Linked DNA regions of Homo sapiens: region 1 is linked to region 2. Evidence: read pairs that join two places in POLR2A ChIA-PET (ENCODE). Cell type or tissue: K562. All regions are shown on one strand.

Region 1 (8,000 bases), 190 kb after region 2:
GCACCACTTGCCTACTTTATGTCTCTATAGAGCTGCCTGTTCTGGACATTTCATATAAACAGAATCATGCTGTATGTGATCTTTTGTGGCTGGCTGCTTTCACTTAGCATAATATTTTCAAGGCTCATCCATGTTATAACACATCAGTACTTTATTCCTTTTTTTGTTTTGTTTTCTGTGTGTTTTTTTTTTTTTTTTTTTTTTTTTTGAGACAAGGTCTCTGTTGCCCAGGCTGGAGTGTAGTAGAGTGATCTTGGCTCTCTGCAACCTCCACCTCCCGCACTCAAATGATTCTCCCACTTCAGCCTCCTGAGTAGTTGGGAATACAGGCACATGCCACTACACCCAGCTAATTTTTAAACTTTTTTTTTTTTTCCTAAGATGAAGTTTTGCTCTTGTTGCCTAGGCTGGAGTACAGTGGTGCAATCTTGGCTCACTGCAACCTCCGCCTCCCAGGTTCAGGTGATTCTCTTGCCTCAGCCTCCTGAGTAGCTGGGATTACAGGTGTGCGCCACCATGCCTGGCTAATTTTTGCATTTTTAGTAGAGACGGGGTTTCACCATGTTGGTCAGGCTAGTTAGTCTCCAACTCCTGACCTAAGGTGATCCACCTGTCCCGGCCTCCCAAAGTGCTGGGGTTACAGGCATGAGCCACCATGTCTGGCTTAAACTTTTTTTTATAGTGACAAGGTCTCACTATATTGCCCAGGTTGGTTTCAGACTCCTGGGATCAAGTGGTCCTTCTGCTTCAGCCTCCCAAAGTGTTGGGATTACAGACGTGAGCCACCATGCCTGGTGCTTCATTTCTTTATGGCTGAATAATATTCCATTGTATGGATATGCCACATTTTATGTATCCTTTCATCAATTGGTGGACATTTGTGTTGTTTCCACTTTTTGATATTTATTTGGTATCAATTTATTTGTTGTTCTTTTGCAACTTCACACATTCTCTTTCTCTTAATTTTAAGTTGTGAAATATGCACGGGGTTGGGATCTTTGATTAAGAGCATCCTTCTCATTAGAGACATAGTTCCATAGTTACCCATGTGCAACTCCAGTGGGCTAGCTGAAATGTATTATGTATTATGTTCATGGAGTTTTTAAAACTCTAGATGTATTTCATCAATTCTGGCCTAGTACCCTCCTTACTTATAAAAGTAAAATAACGTACTTAAATGTGGAAATAAGTATTTTTGAAGGTCTGTCAGTGGGTAGGAAATGATTAATATTTCAGAAAATATTCTGAGTTAATTCTTGAGGATGCTTTGAATTTTTTGTACTCTGGACTCTCCTGTATTGAATTTTTACTTGAGAAGGACATGAAATGATGTTACATTTTTTTTCTTTCCTGTTTCCCTCTCTTTTGATATTCTTTTCCTTGCCAACCTTTAAGGATGTCTTTTGAGATATGCAACCCAAATTAACTTAAGAAGCTAGAGCACAGCTTGGTTTAGGCTAAGGTCATAGATTTGCTGCATTCCTGTGTAGAATATCTGTAAGGATACCTTTGATTGCAACTGAAGGGCTCTTTTTCCTCTGGGGGAAGCCCTTAAATCAACCCAGAGCATGAGTTTTGACTAGCTAATGTGTGAACTCTTATGTATTTTTACATATTTAAAATTATATGCCACTTTTCTTGGATCTATAGAACATAAGGAACCTTTGAAGATCACTTAGTCCTGCCTCTCACTTTGTCAATGAGGAACTAAGGTCCACAATGGAGACATAATTTGCCTAATAATGTAGCTAGTTGCATAGTTAGGAATATATAGTGAGTGCCTGGAGAATGTCGAATGAATAGATGAATGAATAAATGTATACTGAATGAATTGTTGACAGAACTGAGACTAGAAGCCAGGTCTCTTGATTCATAGCCTGACATTTTTCCTCTTCATTATGCCACTTTCCAGGTAGTTCATGAAAATTTTGCTAGTCGTACCTATGTACCTATAGAAATCCAAGAGAAAACAACCAATCAATCTAAGCTTCTAACATTATCTTTGGAATATTTACAGCTGAAGGCAGGTACAATCTCTACACAGCGGAAGGCAAATATATCTTCAAGGAAAGAGAATCATTTGATGGCCGAAATATTTTAAAGGTCAGTATGAAGCAGAGTGAATTGGAAATCCTTTGGCACATGTCCTAAATAAGGCAGGAAAACAAGTAGTTCTCCGTATATTTCTTCATACTTCTTCATACTTTTTCTCATACTTTTTTTTTTTAATTATCTAAAGGGAAAGAGAGGAAAAGTAGCTGGTCCTCTTAAGGCTTTGGCACTTCTAGAGTATTTGAAATTGGTGGTTTGTTTGTTTATTTGTTTATCTGAGACAGTGTCTCGCTCTGTTGCTCACGCTGGAGTGCAGTGGTGCAAACACTGCTCACTGGAGCCTTGACCTCCTGGGCTCAAGTGGTCCTGCCACCTCTGTCTCCCAAAGTGCTGGAATAACAGGTGTGAGCCTCTGCACCCTGCCTGAAATTGGTGATATAAGAAACACTTAGGAAAAAAAAAAAAAAAGAAACCCTTAGGTATTCCAACCACTTGGATTCATAGAAATAAGTTGATTTCAACCTAAGTTTTACTCTGTACTTATGAGGTTTGAGCTTGCATTTTTTTTAAGTGGAAAATAATTATTTGTCTTGTTTTAGTAGATTTTTCTCTTTACCCACAAAGTCAATCTCTGCAGTGGCTTTATAAGCCATTTTTACTCAGGAACAGCCTATGTCCTAAAAAGTAGATGGTCCATTTTTGACCATTGAAGCTTTGCCTTTCTGAGTGTTGAATTAATCTATGAAATGTAAGTAAAGGGGTTCTTCAGGATTACATTTGTCTTTCTCTAACAGACTACCCTTCTGTAATATTCATGATTTATGCCTTCTCCATCAGGTTAGCATGCCATTGTTCCTCTGGACAAAGAGAAACATAAGTTGATACTAATGGAGAGGTTTTCATTTCTTCTTTTCACTTGCTCTGTAAGGGTTTAGGTCATTTTCAAGGCTATGGGTGTTTTGCTGAGGTGGAGGAGGGAGTATATGATAACGTCAGAATAGGCTTTAGCTTTAGAAATGCTTTTACTTTTTCTTCCCTATTCCACCCTCCATTCCCTTATGTTGTCTCTTTACAGTTTTTTTGCCAAATGCCTAATGTGACCCCATTGCTTTAATTAATGACATCACTCTTCAGCAGCTGTGACTGCTTACCATGGAGCCCAATAGGGCAGTGTCAGCCATCGTCTCAGGCATTCCCGCACCTGCATTGCAGAGCTATGCTGAGTCCTTCCTTTCCTTGATATGTTTTCTCTTTTTGAGTAGTTTTCTTGTTTTTGAGGTAGCTTTGGGTTTGAGTGGCAGGCTGCTAATGAATTCAGTTGTAGTTAACTTTACTGTTTTTTCCAGGCTACAGCTTCGGTGTGATATGAATCTTTCTCCTCCTTTATCTCCCTTCTTTGGGGATTTTCCAGTATCACAATGAATTACTTTGCTTTTTGTTGTTGTTAATTTGGTTAAGAAAGAAAATAGACTGAATGGGGAAAGAAATCTTTAGGAATGGCTCAAAGCCAACTGGGTTTTCATGGAATTAAAACTGAAGCCTTGTGTGTTGGTACAAGTCAGGTGTGAGGTGCTTTGACATCTGTAAGAGTGGGGTGATGGCAGAGAGCCTGTTGGGTGGCCGTATGAGCAGTGTGGAGCTCTTACCTTGCTATAGAATTTCTCTCATTCTGGAAAGTAAGTTTTCAATTTAACTGCTTTTCCCTGAAATCTTCTGAACCACCCCAGTGATGATATGAATGTAGCTCCCTCTGGTGTTGACAAGGACTTGCTATATCAGTAATACCCTTATTAATTCAAGCCCAATCACTTTTAGAGCTGGACCTAGCTAGGTTCTTGGAGACCATTTAGTCCAATTCCCCACTTTAATCTCTGACATGAAATCTACTAAGGTAAAGTGACTTGCCAGAGGTACCGCTAGTTAGTAGCAGAATCTGAATCAGAAAAGAAAGACTCAAAACTCACAAATTGAGCATTATTTTCTGCTGCCTCCCGTAAAGATGCCCAGTGTTTAGGTAGAGACCATTAGATATTTGAAGTTGGGCATATCTGCCTGATCTGGGATAATGGCCAATTAAAGCTTGTTTCATTAATGGTGGGGCAGTGAGTGTGCCAATTAGTCTAAAACCGTAGCTAGTTAATAATTAGATTTTTGTATCGAATATAATATCAACACTAACAGAAATACTTATTGACTATATACCATCTGCCAGACTATGTGCCTTAAAGATGAAACAGTCATTATGATACAATCCCTGCCTTCTAGGAGCTTCCAGTCCGTGAGGGGTACAGATAGTTAATAGACAATTAGAATATAAAAACCATGGGGTGAGTTATGGACAAGTGCCTTTGACCACAGATAGTTATGATGACGTATCCTTTAGTATAGTATTTAATATTTTACTCCTTAATCACTAGTTCCAGAAAAATAATCTTTCACCTATGTTCAATCAAGAGAATTAGCTTCTTTTTTAAAATAAAAGTAAATGTGGGCTCCAACAGTTACCTCCCACCCCCAACACAGAGGCAGTTAAATATGCTTGTGAAGTAGCCATAGTCCACCCACCTTTTGGCATTACCATGAATGGACACGTCTTTCTCAATTAAAACATGAGAATCCATGGCTCCTGAAGCCCTTAAAATAAAAACAGGATTTAGAAAACCAGTGAACTTCATATATATAGTTTTTGTATGATATGAAATTATTATGCTTAGAAAGAAAAAAAATCAATTTCACTAACAAGATAGGAACTGACTTGGAGTAAACAGAAAGGTTAACTGTATTGGTTGTTAAGGAGCCCAGGCATACGTGTGCAGCATATTAACAGCTGCATAGGCCAAGGATCAGGAATGCTGGTGATGGGAGGCAGCCTTAGAAAAAAAAAATCAACTTCATCTACTATTCAAAGAGAAACAAAACAAGAAAGAAAGTCATTGCTCATTGCTGTAAGAATTTAATGAGTAACAGCCAATTGCTATTCTACTCCATGAAGAAAATTGGTTCTTTTGGCTTGGTATAATATGTGTTCTGGGAGCCTTAGTAAGAAAAAAGAAATCTTTAATGACTGTTGCAGATGGAAGCCACATTTTTCTTTTGTACAGCTTTTTTGAGAGTTGTTGCAGCTGTAATATACTAGTGTCTGGTTATTCCTAGTTAAAAATAAGAAAGTCTTGCCCTAAGAAAGACTTTGAATTAAGAACTGACAACTAGAATCATTCTCCTGTGTTATTCAAACCTGAAAAAGAACAAACATATTTGGTTATGGTGGTTTTTTATGGAAAAGTGCCAGATAGCTCCAAAAGGAGGATGCATGAGTGAAGAAGACCTAGGCCAAATTAATGGGATGGTGTCCCCTCAGAGAGTATCCATTTCTAATCTAAGAGATAGCAAAAAAAAAAAAAAAAAAAAAGATGTTGTTTGTTTAGCCATAGGCAGTGATAAATTTATAATTGGAGAAATCATGCTGACCTAAAGACACACTGCCTGGAAGTAAATGCTCCCTCACTAGCTAGAAGTAAAATGGTCATTAATTGCCAGCTTCTGGGGAGAGAGGTAATGACAGTCTGTTTGGGGTCTTAAGCAATAGAATCAGTATTCCAAGATTGTGCTCTCAGCAGATTGAACCAGGGGTACAATGTTAACTGTTCAAAAGCATAGCTTCTGACTGCAGAGTGAAGAGGAGGCATTAGAGCCCTAGGTTGTACTCATCAGAGAAGGTGATATGGTACAAATAAAGGCACAGTGATATATTTGGGAAAGAATGGAAAGTACTATAGGTCTAAAGTCAGAGGATAGTGTAAAAGTGCCATTTCTTTAGACACTTAGAAATCCTGGAAAATATAAGCCATGTAAAAGGGAGATGAATTTGTACCTTTTCTATTTTATATATAAGAATCTTTTAATTTAGAGAAAGAAGAGACTGGCAGTACTAAACTAACTGTATTAATTTTAAATACTTTCCCCTGAAAATATGTTTTAAATCTCTAGCCACATTGAGACTTTTCTTGAAAGATGTGAATGAGCCACCCAAGTATTTCATTCAGTTTTGGTTTTGTCCCATCTCTGTTCTTCAGAGCCTTTAAAAGGGCAATTATAATGAATAAATTTCAATGAGATCTTTATTTAGTTTGCTTTACTTAGAGACATTTTTATGAAGGAAGCTTTTAAAAATACTGTTTATTCTTTTTTGCTGAAATATATATGTGTATATTTATATATGTACATGAGACGTACATTTAATGTTTAACAAATAGTCATAAAATGAACAATGTGACTACTACCAAGGTCAAAGAGTGGAGCCTGCCTCCCATGCTCCTCCCGGGAGACTCTTTAGTCAGTCTGTCCTAAGGGAACGAAAGCACAATTAACTTCTTAAACACTCTCAGGGGAGAGACTTGTTTTGAATGAATATTTTGTTTTGAAGTATTAGAAGAGTGTTGAAAAGATAAATTCAATTTTTTTTTTCTAGAGGACAGAGAAGGGGGGTGAGATTTAGAACTATGCGGTCACTTTTTAAAAAATTTAATAAACTTTATTTTTTAGAGCAGTTTCAGGTTCACAGCAAAATTGAGCAGAAAGTACAGTGTTCCCAAATGCCCCCATCCCTGCACACGCACAGCCTCCCCCACTATTGGCATCTGATACCACATTGGTACATCTTTAAAATCGATAGGCCACATTGACACATCATCACCCATGGTCCGCCGTTTACATTAGGATTCACTCCTGATTTTCTCTATTGAGTTCCTCTTTTCAGTTATTTTCATTTCTGCTCTCATTTTTTTTTTTTTTTTTGAGACGGAGTCTTGCTCTGCCGCCCAGGCTGGAGTGCAGTGGCACGATCCCGGCTCACTGCAAGCTCCACCTCCCGGGTTCATGCCATTCTCCTGCCTCAGCCTCCCCAGCAGCTGGGACTACAGGCACACGCCACCATGCCTGGCTAATTTTTTTTGTATTTTTAGTAGAGTCGGGGTTTCACCATGTTGGCCAGGATGGTCTCGATCTCCTGACCTTGTGATCTGCCTGCCTCGGCCTCCCAAAGTGCTGGGATTACAGGCATTAGCCACCGCGCCCAGCCTCTGCTCTGATTTTTTAAATTATTTCTTTCATTCTGCTTAATTTGGATTTAATTTGTTCTTACTTTTCTAGTTGCCTAAGGAAGAAGCTTAGATTATTGATTTTATATCATTTTTCTTTTCTAACATGCACTAAATACTATAAATTTCCCTCTGAGCACTGCTTTTGATGTATCCTACAAATTTTGATAAGTTGTATCTTCATTTTCATTTACCTTAAAATATTTTAAATCTCTCTTGAAGTTTCTTTTTTAAAAGTTAATTTTTAATTTCTTTAGGTATAGGGCCTCATCGCTCTGTCACCCAGGCTGGAGTGCAGTGGCACAATCATAGCTCATCGCAGCCTCGAACTCATGGACTCAAGTAATCCTTTCACCTCAGCCTCCCAAGTAGCTGAGACTACAGGCATGCACTGTCATGCCTGGCTAATTTTTATTTTAAATTGTTTTGTAAAGATGGGGTTTCACTTTGTTATCCAGGCTGTTCTCTAACTCCTGGGCTCAAGCACTCAGCCTCACAAAATGTTGGGATTATAGGAGTGAGCTACCACACCCAGCTAAGGGTGTGGTAGCTAAGGTCTTTTTGTTGGTTAGAAGTGTGTGTTGGTTAGAAGTGTGTGGGTTTTTTTTTTTTTTTTTGAGACTGCGTCTGGTTCTGTTGCCCAGGCTGGAGTGCAGTGGCACGATTTTGGCTCACTGCAACCTCCGCCCCTGCAGGTTCAAGCAATTCTCATGCCTCAGCCTCCCACGTAGCTGGGACTACAAGCATGTGCCACCACACCCAGCTACTTTTTGTATTTTCAGTAGAGATGGGGTTTCACCATGTTGGCCAGGATGGTCTTGAACTCCTGATGTTGTGATCCGCCCACCTTGG
Region 2 (8,000 bases):
AGCTGCTGCCTGGGACACAGACCATCCCCCCGCCCCAACCCTGGGCTGTGGACCGTGGATGAGGAGGACAAAGGTGGGCCGGGGGTGCAGGCTGTCCCCAGCAAGGTCTGGGCCTCAGCCACGGCTCCCCTGACCTAACCCCCTAGGGCAGGCCTCAGGGCCAGGAGCTGGGTTGTCCCTGAAGGCAGCCCCAGACCCTGATCTAGGAGGGCAGCGGAGTCCTCTGTCCACTTCTCTGAGCAGCCGAGAGTTCTCCAGGTTGTCACCCTGGCGAGGCCTCTCCAAGTAACCAACAAGCCCTGCCAGCCTGCCAGTTAGCCATCGCCACACTGTCTCCCATTCCTCCTTGCAAGTACCCGACAGTCTGCAGACCTGGGGCCAAGCTTACCTGAGGCACATCCTGGGCTCCTGTCATTATTTCCTGCTGTTCCTGGTTGCCTCCCCCTGCCCTGCCCTATGTGGGTAGGTGCCCTTCCTCTCCCAGCCCCAGCCTCTGCTAACCTGTCCACCCAACCCCATGTTGACAGGCCCCTATCCTCCCTGGCCAAAGTGGCTCACAGGTCTTCCAGCCTGCCCCGGGGCTCTGGGTTCTCACACAGCCCAGCCCAGCCTCTTTCCAGTTGAGATGGACAAGGTGATGCCCTGACCTGAGAGAGCAAGCTGGCCAGGGGCTGGGTCCTGCGGCCCTGACTAGGTGAGACTCCGTCAGGAAACCAAAACAAGCTCCCCACACCTGCCCTCTCGCTAGGATATACCTTGCAATGCAGCACCAGGGTGGCCAACCGTCCTGACTTGCCTAGGACTCTCCTGGTGAGCACTGAGAGTCCCGAGTCCCCAGAAACCCCTCAGATCTGGGCATTCTGGGACAGCTGGCCACTCCACTGGGACACACATCCCAAGGGTCATCACACCTTTCCTGTCCCCACTGAACCAGGTATTTTTTCTTTCCATAACACTGGTCACTCACAAAGACAGGGTGGGGCCACAGGCAGTCCCCTTCGCCTGTCTGGCTCCCTCAGACTGGGCTGAGGCCGGCCACAGGCCCACAGTGCAGTCCGAGGCCTGATGAGGTCTGCTGAGTTGAGCAGAGGCTCCACAGTCCATCAGAGACCCAGGCCTGTTAGGTCCTGTGAGATGGAGAATGGAGGAGCCCAAGAAAGGCCCTGGGCTCCATCCCAGCCCTGTGTTGTCCCCAGGTTGGGGCAGGCCTGAGGTGATCCCAGGAAGGCAACCCCAGCGTAGGAACCAGGCCTGCCCGGGGCCCACTGAGGCTGCCTCTACCTGTCTGGGCTTGAGGTGAGTCACTTCCTCCCTCAGCTGGTATGTGATGGGGAGGGGAGGGTTGGGGAGGGGACAGCATCTAAAAATAGCAGGGCCTAGACTGGTGGAAGATGCCCGAAGAGCTTCCCCTTGGACCAGGGAGGACCTGGCTTCCCATGGAACCGCCATCAGCCACAGCCCCCACCAGGCCCTGCGTTAGGCCAGGGAGGGAGATGGCCAAGACCTCCCCCACCCTTGCTTCTCAGGCTCAGAGCCCCCTTGAAGGCTGAGTCTCAGGAGCAGCGCCGGATGGGGTAGGAGCTTGGAGAGAGAAGGCCTCCAGCAGACAGTACTCGTTCATTCCCCTCCCTGTGCACGCACACAGATGCACGCACACAGAGACACAGGCACGTACCCTCGCCCAGCCCGGCTTCATGAGTCATCTCCCTCATGCCAGGACTCATCTCCCTGGTCAGCAGGGTGGACTGAGGACCCACTGTGTGCTTGAGCCACACCCTGGAAGACAAGGAAGCCATGCTCATGACCGTCCCTGGCCTCGGGGACTCCACATCATAAGAGGCCACTCAGGAAAGAGGAGAACACCCAGGGCAAAAGCAAGAGGCAGGCAGGGGGTGTGTGGTGGATGAGCTGGAGTCCGGAAGACCTGGTTTCAAATCCTGGCACTCACCCTTTCTAGCCATGTGACCAGACAAGCTATTTGACTTCTCCTGCCTCCGCTTCCATCTATATAATGGATGCCACGTATGGCCCTCGTCATATGTCAAATACAATCATGCATATAAAGTCCCCAAGCAAACAGAGCTCTTGCCATCAAAGCTTATGGTATCAGGCTAGAAACCTTGGGGGCGGGGGCACTTTGAATATGTCAGTAGACCTTTCTATCCCAAGGACTTACTGTGACATTCCACCTGGCCCCACCTGTGATAGGGAAAGGGGGAGGGGAGGGGAGGGAGAGGAGCTGCCGCTCACAACAGTGCTGGCCTCTACTGTGAACACTTGATATCGTTCTCATTTTCCCCCAGCCTCACAACAGCTTTACAAAGTAGGCATCGCTATCCCCATTTCACAAGTGGAAAAATGGAGACCCAAAAACATTCAATCACCTGCCCAAGGTCATGCAGCTGGCCTGGGGCAGACGCCAGACTGGGGCCCAGATCTGAGTGTGATCTCCTTGTGCACTGTGGGATGAGGCGGGGTCTGTCATGCCTGGGGTCGGCTGAGGGTGCAGGGGTCTCTGACTCTTTTGGGAGGAGCCCCTAGAACCCCCTGCCTGAGGTGACTATGGAATATGCTGAGCCTTTGGCCAGGGCTGCCTTCCTCCTGTCTGGTCCCACCTCCCCCACCCGGACCCCCCCGGCCAGCCCTCAGACCCCTCCCAGAAACACGGAAGGGCTCCACTCCCTCTGGGAGTTACCACCTTCACTTCCAACTTCAGCTAGGTGAGGGAGGTACTGCAACCCCTGAGTGACAGAAAAGGCAGCCGGATCAGAGGGGTCAGGAACCTGCTGTCATGCTCGCAGAGCTGGGGAAGCAGAGCCTGGACAGAGCCCCAGCTGCTCAGACTCCTAAGCTGCCAGTCTGGATCCCACACCCCGGCTGTCGGGTAGGGTTGGGGACTTCTCTGCTCCCCCTGCTCCTCACGCTTCCCGGAGCCATCCCTGTTTGTACCGGCTGGGGTTACATGCAAAGTGCAAGCCTTGCATCAGCCAGATGGGCCCCGCTCTAGTAAGAGCTGCTTTCTGCCTCTCTGCGCCTTCCCCACCGTTATCTGACTCATCCCCTGACAGTCCCAGGAGACTAGAGAGAAGCCAGGCCTCTTATCCCTATTGCACAGATGGAGGGACTGAGAGAGGAAGTGACCTACTCCAGTGACTCAGGGCAGCAACCCAGGCTGAGGAGGCCACAGGTGTAGCTGGTGTGGCCTGGGGAAAGTTCCCGGGTGCCACACAGCCAGATAAGCAGTTTTTAATGCCTCACAGCAGGCACAAATATCAACCGATGTGTGTCAAATGAACGAAGGAATATTGCAGGCCCTGGGTGAAAGATGAGGGGTGATATTGAGGAAAAAATAAATATGATACAGGGAAGGAAAAAAGAAGCCGGAAACCCAGACATGCCCCAGTTGCAGCCTGTGAGCCCAGCTGGCTTTGTAGCTCCCAGTTCCCTTCTCTTTAAGAATCTTCATGGCTATCACTTACTGGGTGAGTGCTAGTGACTCTGATATAACACTTTGTAGCCTTTTTTTTTTTTTTTTGAGACCAGGTCTCACACTGTCGCACAGGCTGGAGTGCAGTGGCGTGATCTTGGCTCACTGCAGCCTTGACTTCCTGGGCTCAAGGGATCCTCCCACCTTGGCCTCCCAAAGTGCTGGTATTACAGGAGTGAGCCACCACACCCGCCCCTATAGCCTCTATCTTATTTCATCCTGACAACAACCCAGTGATGCTATCATCCTCCCCATTTAACAGATGAGTTATCTGAGGCTCAGAGAGGTTACACAGTTCTTGCTCCAGCCGGCACGGGACCACATTCCAGGGGCTGACTTGCAACTGCTCTCCAAACCCGGCAGGGCAGATGTGCCCCTGCGCGTGCGATACCCACGTGGGGCTGCCCAGGTGTGTCTGCGGGTTGGCACCAGCTCCTGGTATCTGTCAGAGCAGTGAGGGGGTGGTGCGACAGGAGCGGAACCGAACGCCAGTGGCCGGGATGGATAATGAGCCAGGGCGCCTGGGCTGCAAGGGGGCTTGGGCACGCGGGCCTACCCGTGTGCGCAGGCCCTGGGCGCCCCCCGCACCGGGCGCCCTCCCCGAAACCCAGCCACGACTGCGGAACTGGGGGCGGGGCCAATGCTGGAGGCAGGGCCCGCCGGCGCCGGGCTCCCACCCCCCAGCGCCCGCTGACAACCCGCGGCGCGTTGCCAGCGATTGCCCCATCAGGCCGCATCCGCTTTCGCAGCCCTGCACGTTGTGCACACAGCGCGCCGGCCTGGGCGGGGCTGCTTGTCCCCGGCCCCCTGCCCCCCACCCGCGGCCCTCGCCCGGCTGCCTTCTGCCCCGGCTGAGACCCGGGCCAGACTGAGTCCCTAGCGGCCCATTACCCCGCCGGGCTCGTCCCAGACACCTTTGATGGCTGCCCTTTGCCCCGTCTGGTCTGAGCGGACAAACGAGGGAAATTGAGTAAGCCAGCTCAGCAAGACAGGAAACTCCTGGCCGCTTTGTTACTCATGATTTTCAGCAACTTGGGGAGTGGGGGGCAGGGGAGGGGAGTCCTAGGGGAATTTCTGTAGTTCAAGAAGTTTGGGGGCTCCAGGACTGGGAGTGCCCTCGGGGAGGTCTACCTCCCGGGGCAGGTCTATTTCCCAGGCCAGGTACCGTAGTTGGCACTAGTAAGTAAGTGCTCCACAAATTCGTGTTAACATGCATTTTCAAGAATGCAATTTATTTAATTTTCAAGTCTTCAGTCCCAGCTACTCCGTAGGCTGAGGCGGGAGGACCCCTTTAGCCCAGGAGGTCAAGGCTGCAGTGAGCTACGATCTTGCCACTGCATTCCAGCCTGGGTGACATAGCTAGACTGGTCTCAAAAAAAAAAAAAAAAAAAGGCATTTTCTCACCTACCTGCTTTGAGTGCCTGCCAGAAAGAATCTCCAGGTGAAAGGGGACAGGTTTAGGGCTGGAGCTGAAGGCTGGCATTTGGGGTTTGAGGTTCTGCGTTTGGCATTGGTTTGCTGTTTCACTTGGGCAAATCTCTTGGCCTCTCTGGGCTGCGTTTCTGTAGGGAATCAGTAATAAGGCAACCTGTCTGGCTCTAAGGCTCAGAGGCACGGGGCAGGCTTTGAATTTCCAGCAAGCAGGAGAAAGAGCCTTTGATTTGAAGCAGAGATTTCCTCTTGAACATTAATATTCTGGGCTTTTCCAGGCTGGAGCTTTAGAACCGCTGTTACTAAACTAAGTGACATGAGTAGCCCCCCGTTGCTTACAGAATTTCTTGGCTTGGCATTTGGGGTTTTCTCACGTTGATTCTACCCTGCCTGTATGGCTTAACCCCCAACTACACCCCTACACTGTAATTAGGAAGAGCCTCAGACTTCCCCACACACCCCACACAATGTTCAGACTTCTGTGCCCTCACTCATGCTGTTCCTTCTGCCCGGAATGCTTTTCCCTACACTCTTCAAATGATTGGCTCTTTCTCATATTGATCCCCACATAAATGTTACTTGAGTAGAGATCCTGTTATTAACTCTCAGAGCTTCCTGTTTTCTCTCTTTAGCTCTTACTGCAGTTCAGAATTCGAAGTTGCTTTCTCCACCGGGCTGAAAGGTCGATGAGGGAGAGATCATGTCTGTTTTCCTCATCTCCACATACCCAGCACTTACCAAGGTGCCTGGCATACACTAAGAGATCAATAAATATATATGGAAAGGGGCCGGGCGCAGTGGCTTATGCCTGTAATCCCAGCACTTTGGGAGGTCGAGGCAGGCAGATCACCTGAGGTCAGGAGTTGGAGACTAGCCTGGCCAACGTGGTGAAACCCTGTCTCTACTAAAAATACAAAAATTAGCCGGTTGTGGTGACACGTGCCTGTAATCCCAGCTACTTGGGAGACTGAGGCAGGAGAATAGCTTGAATCCGGGAGGCGGAGGTTGCAGTGAGCCGAGATCATGCCATTGCACTCCAGCCTGGATGACGAGCAAAACTCCATCTCAAAAAATAATAATAATAAAGGCCAGGCACGGTGGCTCACACCTGTAATCCCAGCACTTTGGGAGGCCAAAGAGGGTGGATCACAAGGTCAGGAGATTGAGAGCATTCTGGCCAACATGATGAAACCCCGTCTCTACTAAAAATACAAAAATTAGCCAGGTGTGGTGGCGCATGCCTGTAATCCCAGCTACTCAGGAGGCTGAGGCAGGAGAATCTCTTGAACTCAGGAGGCGGAGGTTGCAGTGAGCCGAGATCACATCATTGCACTCCAGCCCAGGCAACAGAGTGAGACTCCATCTCAAAAAATAATAATAATAATAATTAAATAAATAAATAAATATGGAAAGGAGGAAAGAATGAATGATTGATTAGCAAAACATGAAAACATTTTCTAAAAAGATGGGTGGGCATGCATGTATGTAAATAAAGACATAGTTATGTCTGTAAACATAAGAAAAAGTCAAGACAGTATACAACAACCTAATTCCCCGCAAGGAGTAAGATGCAGATTTCTGATGGTTTATTGTATATTCAAGTCTTGCTTAAAGGTCATCTATTCTGTAGGTCTCTGGTCCTGCCTGTGTGCTGTGCTATATCTGAGCATGCTGCCAGGCACCCTGAAGCCAGGCCTGATGCTCCCTCCTGATCCAGTCCTAATGATCCTGCCTGAGGCCAGGCAGAGGGACAGATGGCAGCAGCCCCTCGTGTGCCTGAGTTTGTCCACTGGTGCAGGTGAAAGCAGAGATGGTAAGGACAATGACAGTGCAGGACTGACACCAGGCCACCCATCCCCACCCAGCAGGTGCCATCGCCGCACGTGGCCTTGGGCTATCAGCAGAGCTTCAATGTGACAGGAAGCCTGGCCTCCTGCAAGGCTGGGCCCAGCTGGCTCACTTCCAGGTTCAAGACAGAGCCTCGGCTGTGGGAGGCACAACAGGCAGCTTTTCACTGCTCTCGGGGTGCCTAGGTGAGGGGCAACCTTTTTTTCTTTTTTTTGAGATGGAGTCTCATTCTGTCACCCAGGCTAGAGTGCCATGGCGCAATCTCGGCTCACTGCAGCCTCCACCTTCCAGGTTCAAGCGATTCTCCCACCTCGGCCTCCCAAGTAGCTGGGATTACAGGCAAGCACCACCATGCCCAGCTAATTTTTGTATTTTTAATAGAGATGGGGTTTCACCAGGTTAGCCAGATTGGTCTTGAACTCCTGACCTCAGGTGATCCGCCTGCCTTGGCGTCCCAAAGTGCTGGGATTATAGGGGTGAGCCACTGCGCCTGGTCCTCCAGGAACAACCTTGTGTGAACAAAAATCCTCTTGCCCATTCTGTGTCCCACAGCAGCTCCCGTGAGACCTGGAACAACACGGTTCAGACCAACTGGGCCAGAGGAGAGGAAGGAAGAGTGGCAGAGGGCTCAGGGTCAGATGTCTGAGCTTCTGTTCCCATGGGTGCCTCTCATTATGCTTGTCAGGAAGCAGAAGAGAGTGCAACCTTTGACCTCATCTGAACTAACCCATCTCACCCTGGTTTCTCTTCCCTGACTGTCTCCGAACCTGTTACCCCACTTGGAAAATCAGGGGGTAGTGCAGGGGTGAACCCTCCATTCTGGAATCACCCAGCCTCCAGTGGTTTCAGGTCCACACCCACCAGTTGTGTGACACTGGACAACTGGCTTTGCTCCTGCTCTGCCTCAGTTTCCCCAAAAAATTAGTTAATGCATGGAAAGTGTTTAGAAGAGATCCTCATAGACAGTAAGTGTGTCTGTTCCCTGTAGTGTCAGCTACTAACTGTATGGCTAGGAAAATAACAGTAACTCCCTCATCAGCTGTGCTGAGGATTCCATCAGATCATGTATGTAAAGTGGTTGGCATAAGCACACTTAGTGTTCAGTGTTTACTTGTCTTACTAAAGATCACAAAATGGGGCTACAGATCTTGGTCCCTGAAATGCTGGGGCATGAGCACGGTAGCTGCTGGGGGCTTCCTGGGAAAGGAACACAGGCCTTCCATGTCCCTGGGAG

Evidence for each region. Peaks named below come from ENCODE experiments on the same cell type or tissue, not always from the same donor. Only the 100,000 strongest peaks of a DNase experiment are listed, where the experiment ranks them.
Region 1: POLR2A ChIA-PET joins it to region 2 with 13 read pairs; 16 of 35 experiments call an interaction of 5 or more read pairs at or near these places.

Annotation. Positions count from the first base shown.
Region 1 is chr10:72,122,185-72,130,184 of GRCh38, reverse strand. ASCC1 (activating signal cointegrator 1 complex subunit 1) reads left to right here. Exons shown (of 10, transcript NM_001198800.3): 9 at 2,018-2,103. Among named protein-coding and RNA genes, the nearest start is that of SPOCK2, 38 kb to the right of the region's middle. In K562, a CTCF peak has its summit at 3,803 (motif pointing left); a DNase peak (open chromatin) is centred at 3,784.
Region 2 is chr10:72,315,970-72,323,969 of GRCh38, reverse strand. No RefSeq gene overlaps it. Among named protein-coding and RNA genes, the nearest start is that of DNAJB12, 35 kb to the left of the region's middle. RefSeq lists enhancers at 1,091-1,140, 1,103-2,302, 2,736-3,155, 2,905-3,199, 4,836-4,885 and silencers at 1,145-1,439, 3,926-4,485. In K562, a CTCF peak has its summit at 6,686; DNase peaks (open chromatin) are centred at 3,089 and 6,839; H3K4me3 peaks cover 1,274 bases.